Regions from separate parts of the Mus musculus genome. Here region 2 is linked to region 1. Evidence: chromatin loops called from intact Hi-C (ENCODE). Cell type or tissue: left cerebral cortex. All regions are shown on one strand. Each heading gives the region's core, and the rest is flanking DNA. Links, peaks and the distances in the headings are about the cores only.

Region 1 (2,928 bases), core at 138-2,637:
ACATAGAGTTAAATGTCTAAGGATGTCTACTGAATGGTGTAAGAGTTAAATGAAAGGAAGTCATTTTATTCTGATCTAGAATGTACTCTGCTGCACTCAGCTCCCACACCTTTTCAGTCACAACCAGATGATGAAAGTACCTGTTTGTTCCCATTTTGTTTCCATGGATACCAGAGAAGACAAAGACAGACTTCCAATGTGTTTTTTTTTTTCTTTTTCCTCTCTGCCTTGTTTTTTTTTTTTTTTTTTCTTCTTTTCAAGCCCTTCTCCTCTCCCCACTGATCCCTTGCTCCCCCTTTCCTTTCTTTTTGGATTTTGTTCAAATGAATGTTTAAATAAGCTTTTATTATGAGAAAAATGTAAAGCTCAAAGAAGAGAGAAAATTGAGACTATCATTTTAGCAAGAGTTGAAAGCAGTGAGGAACCTCAGAATCCAATCTTTTATCCATCCACCCATTTATCCACCTATCCACCCATTTATCCACCCATCCACCCATCCACCTATCCACCCATCCATCCATCCATCCAGCCAGCCACCCACCCATCCACCCATTCATCCATCCACCGATTCAATCCACCCATTCATCCATCCATCCATCCATCCATCCATCCATCCATCCATCCAGTACCACAATCTCCCTAGTACCTTCTAATTGTCAGAGAATAAATGAATATTATCCCAATAACAAATGCTTTCTGATCATTTACTTCAGTGGTCTTTCTAATGGTTTTGGGAGACTCGGTAATGCTATACTTTTCATGAGGAGAAGCCTCTGAGGTCCTGTATGAGTGGTTTACTGTGAGTATGGAAAAGAACTCTAGTAGGTCTTCATGAGTAAGTCATCATAGTAAAAGAAAAAAATCTCAATTTTTGAGAAAAGAATAAGTTGATATTTGTGTTTCTATACACACTCTAAAGTTAGCTAACAAAACCAAGAAGTGTGTTTAGAAAAAAATATTAAGTACTGTATACTATAAATGATTTTAGTAAAATTGAATATGGGACTAATTAGAAAAACGTTTAAATGGAACTTTTAAAATAGGTTATATATATGAGTATTCAAGCTCCTACAATTTGGGGATTAAAGAACAAATAAATCTGCTTATATGCATCTGTTTCTATTTATTCTAATGGATTATTATGATAAATGAGCATTTATCTAGCTAATAGTAATTTAACATTTTTATATTTTAATTCTATAATGGTACATACATTATAAAAATTTAAAAATTACATAAAACAGTGATTAAAATTTTATTTTTCTCTGAGCCAGCAGATGGAGATGTTGGAGAAAAGATTGTGCTCCATCAAACTGCTGCACACATTGAATACCTTCTAAGACATCAGAAATGAATTTATTTGGAGACATATAAAAATGTCAATTAAATGTATTTAGAAAGAATTAACTACAATACCATGTTTGGAAATAATATTCAGTAAATACTTTAAGAAACAGATTGTTTAAGAGTTTATTTTTAATTATAAATTTCTACATATTTTTGCAAACTTGATCACAGGCACAGAATTCTAAAATAATTCTTACACACATACATACACACAAACACACACATACACACACACACACACACCAGAATGTGTGTGTGTGTGTGTGTGTGTGTGTATGTGTCAGATTTTAAGCCTTAATTTTTTACCAAATATTAGTTCTAAAATGTCTTTCCTATCAGTGGATTTTAGTACTGAATTATTGAAATTGTATATCTGTGTCCATCAAATTATTTAATGTTTGATAGCCTTCAGTACACTGTACATAGAATGAATCCTGTGTGTTTGGGCCATATGTGTGCATCTATAGTTTTAATTATAGAATTACATAAGAATTGATTGCTCAGTTCATCACATATAGCTTTTTCCTTGGGAAATATATGAAACATACCATTACTAACTATAATATAAAGAGTTTAAAGAAACCAGAAATAACTTGGATGCTGTTATAAAAAATCATGATATGAAGGAAACAAACAAGAACCAGAAAGAGAAACTATTGCCCTTTTAACTAAAACATTAGAGAAACTACATAGCTCATTTATATCTAAATAGATAATAAATAGGTAATTTATTGTTGAATTATCTGTACTGAAAATTTTCTCCGTTTATTTTTATTTTTATATTTTATTTTATTTTATTTTGATTTTTTCAAGACAGGGTTTTTCTGTGTAGCTCTGGCTGTCCTGAAACTCACTCTGTAGACCAGACTGGCCTCGAAGTCAGAAATCTACCTGCCTCTGCCTCCTGAGTGCTGGGATTAAAGGTGTGAACCACTACTGCCCTTCAAAAATTTTGTTCTTATTTAAGAAATGTCAAGGAAATTGAAGAACACAGAACAGAAATTAGATTGTAATTGGTTAAAATAATTGTATTTTGGGCTGAAACTTAGTACGTAAATAAAAATCATGACAAGAAACTATAGCATGGTTATGTATTTGACTGCTATTTGATATCTTGCTACTTCCGTCTGGAGGATATTTTGTTTCTCAGCAAGTGTCAATAGGCAGGTTACTGTACTGTGACACCCTGACAACTGGATGCTCTCAGGCTCTCTTGACATCTAGGGACTACCCCTTCAGTTATCTCTAAACTATGTGTAATGTTGAAAAATGTAAGGAAAGAAGCAGCTGCTTGCTAATTATTCCAGTGTTTCAGACACTGTAAGAAAAGTCAACAGACATAGTTAACTACAGAGCTCATTTTATCAGAGGTTAACAACTAAAGTGAAATGAGGAACTATTATTTTTTTTCTCGTCTTTTCATCTTGCGTTAGAGTCAAACATTGACTGGGCTTTATTAGCCTCTGAGTACTATTCCACTCCCCTCCCCTTTGTAAAAAAATACTGTATTCTACTGAAGATTCTATGGATCCTATTGAAAGAATAAAACTCTCTTAATGGCAATTTTTAGTCAAAATTTCT
Region 2 (2,928 bases), core at 221-2,720, 77 kb after region 1:
TGTGTGTATATATATATATGTGTGCGTGTGTGTATTTGTAAAAATTTCCTAGGTATATTATAGAAAGTTTGAGGAGCTATGTTTAGGATACATAAATAGATTCTTTTAATTTTTGAATCAGTTTCAGAAAACTTCAATTTTGTAATATGTTTAAAAAATGACTTGTGTTATTATTTTCTAAAAGGTAAGTGACTACTTGTTTAGTGACCTTGAATTTAGCACTCATGCTGTCTATTGTGAAATCCTATGGAATACTGTCATGCAACACAGTTTCTGAGAATGGCGTTGGACACTTGGTGTAATAAGACATGTCTCCATCTGGCTTCATGGAAGTTTAAGCGCTCATCCATCCCTTCCTTAAACTTCAGGCCCCTGATACTTTCAGTGTAAGATATGTAGTGGAGAGTGCATTCTTCTCACACCCTTAACTGCTCTTCAAAGTCTTCAACGCTCACTGTGGCATCCCCATACTCCCTCTGTGAGAAACAAAAGAAAAATGGATTTAGTTTTGTCTCCTGCAATCCACATGATGATTTGGTTGCACATGTCTTGTACCAAGACGGACGGGGAGAGAGGAATCTAGAAATGCATTCTGTGAAATTTTTGCTGAAACATAGTCCCAGAATTTAATCTGTTGAGCTTACCCTTTTCTTTGCTCCATTTCTGTTTACAATGTCTTCCTTTTGTCTGCTTTCCCTAATTTTCAGCAAGTTCATGATGGTACATCCTAGTGGGATACTGCAAAGAAGGAAGGTTTATTAGTTTAAAATAGGTTTGGAATCTGCATTTGACCCAGATCAGTTTTCTCATTCATACAGCACGATCATGGCTGCTATTTCTCAGCTGTTGTAAAGACTAAATACCATTTAGTAGTTTTTGAGCATAGCGTGAAAACCATAGATCCTAATAAAGGCTCATTGTGTCTCCAATCCTTTTCCAAAACCCAGGGAACTTTAGCCAGTTGTGAAGGTCTATTCCAAGTAGAAGATGTTGTGATTTCTCTATTTTACCTCAGAGGCTTCATAGAGATCACTGAAAGCTTTGGGGGGAAATTCATGACTGGGAAGGAATTTCATTCTAATGTAGAAACATATTGCTCTTATACTAGAGGGCCAGGAAATGAATTACGCAAAAGAAATGAAAAAATATGAATTTTGCTCTTGAGAATGCTCAGTATAAAAGAAAACACAAATATGTTGATGAGCAAATATAATAAAGTGTGTCAAATGAGCCAAGTCCCTGAAGATGATTAGGACAAAATGTGGGAAGGGGGTTAAGGATGGCTCTCTGTAGGGGGCGCCAGAATAGTTTTCACATGAAGCTAGAACTGAAAGAAACGTATGGAAGGGGACTTGGGAAGGAGAGTCATATGGAGACTCAATGTCATGCTCCAGCATAACAAATAGAAAACCTCAAATCGTATGCTGTTGTACGAAATCATTTGGAACTTGTAAAAAGACAGGCAGGACTCGTAAGTGGTATGGCTTTTACATCAGAAACCAATAATCACTTTGTAGCATTGGCAGAAACGATCCTGTTGACATCTTTATTATTTCTCAGAAGCTTTTGATTTTCCCGTTGAGATTTTTGTCCTCTTCAGCCTCTGCAAATTCCTCTTTACGCTGTCTTTCCTGTAAAATATGATGACAACTCTCACCTTATGTGCTGTTCAGACCAAACATTTGAAAATATTATCACCATCCTTCCTCTCGAAGCCCAGATCCACCCTGCAGCAAATCTAGCCCTGTCTCACTTCTCAGCTTGCTTTGTCTTGTCCTCTACGACGAGTCCAAACCCAGCCACCACATTCACTGTCTGCTCTGTTATGGGGCTTTCTTGAGAAATTACTCTCTGGCTTCCTCTGTTTCCTGTCCCTTCTATTTCTGTACTCCCTGTAAAATGTAGTTATAGCGTGTCATAATTCTCCTCCCAAAGCCCCAGGATCCCTCTGCACTTGGCATGAACACCAAAGTCATCTTCTTGACATAGGCATTGCTCATGTTCTCCCACTCCCATGTGACCTCAATTCTTGATAATGTCCCCCCACCAAATTTGCTGTAGCTGTGTTTTTCTCCCTTTTACTCCTTACACACTGACATTTTCCCACTTAGTGTCTCTATATTAGCCATTTCCTTTTTGAAAAAATTCTCTTCTTTTATTTCTCTTCACAAGTAAGAAGACAGTTATATTTCTTCATGCTTGATCAAATGGCATCTTCCTATTGAAGCTGTAGGTCAGCTCCCTAAACAATAGTTTTTTACACCATTCAACGGAGGTGACATTGAGTACCTCTGTTTCAAGGACTCTTCTTTTCCTTCAGAAGTCATTCTTGACCTCTGCTGTCATGTATTTGCAATTAAATTATTCTTTTTTTTCTTTTTTTTCCTTTTCCATTTTTATTAGGTATTTAGCTCATTTACATTTCCAATGCTATACTGAAAGTCCCCCATACCCACCAACCCCCACTCCCCTACCCACCCACTCCCCCTTTTTGGCCCTGGCGTTCCCCTGTACTGGGGCATATAAAGTTTGCGTGTCCAATGGGCCTCTCTTTCCAGTGATGGCCGACTAGGCCATCTTTTGATACATATGCAGCTAGAGTCAAGAGCTCCGGGGTACTGGTTAGTTCATAATGTTGTTCCACCTATAGGGTTGCAGATCCCTTTAGCTCCTTGGGTACTTTATCTAGCTCCTCCATTGGGAGCCCTGTGATCCATCCATTAGCTGACTGTGAGCATCCACTTCTGTGTTTGCTAGGCCCCGGCATAGTCTCACAAGAGACAGCTACATCTGGGTCCTTTCGATAAAATCTTGCTAGTGTATGCAATGGTGTCAGCGTTTGGATGCTGATTATGGGGTGGATCCCTGGATATGGCAGTCTCTACATGGACCATCCTTTCATCTCAGCTCCAAACTTTGTCTCTGTAA

The links. A loop is a pair of places that touch in the nucleus more often than their neighbours do. Peaks named below come from ENCODE experiments on the same cell type or tissue, not always from the same donor. Only the 100,000 strongest peaks of a DNase experiment are listed, where the experiment ranks them.
Region 2: a loop joins it to region 1, with 2.2 times the contacts of the local background. A loop is called at or near these places in 5 of 42 quality-filtered maps.

The regions. Positions count from the first base shown.
Region 1 is chr3:80,795,317-80,798,244 of GRCm38, reverse strand. The region is part of intron 2 of Gria2 (glutamate receptor, ionotropic, AMPA2 (alpha 2)); the gene reads left to right. Among named protein-coding and RNA genes, the nearest start is that of Gria2, 5.9 kb to the left of the region's middle. In left cerebral cortex, for the core only: a CTCF peak has its summit at 1,264 (motif pointing right); no DNase peak of the experiment used is centred there; H3K4me3 peaks cover 2,500 bases; H3K27ac peaks cover 700 bases.
Region 2 is chr3:80,718,478-80,721,405 of GRCm38, reverse strand. All of the region lies in intron 6 of Gria2 (glutamate receptor, ionotropic, AMPA2 (alpha 2)), which reads left to right. Among named protein-coding and RNA genes, the nearest start is that of Gria2, 83 kb to the left of the region's middle. In left cerebral cortex, for the core only: a CTCF peak has its summit at 1,261 (motif pointing right); no DNase peak of the experiment used is centred there.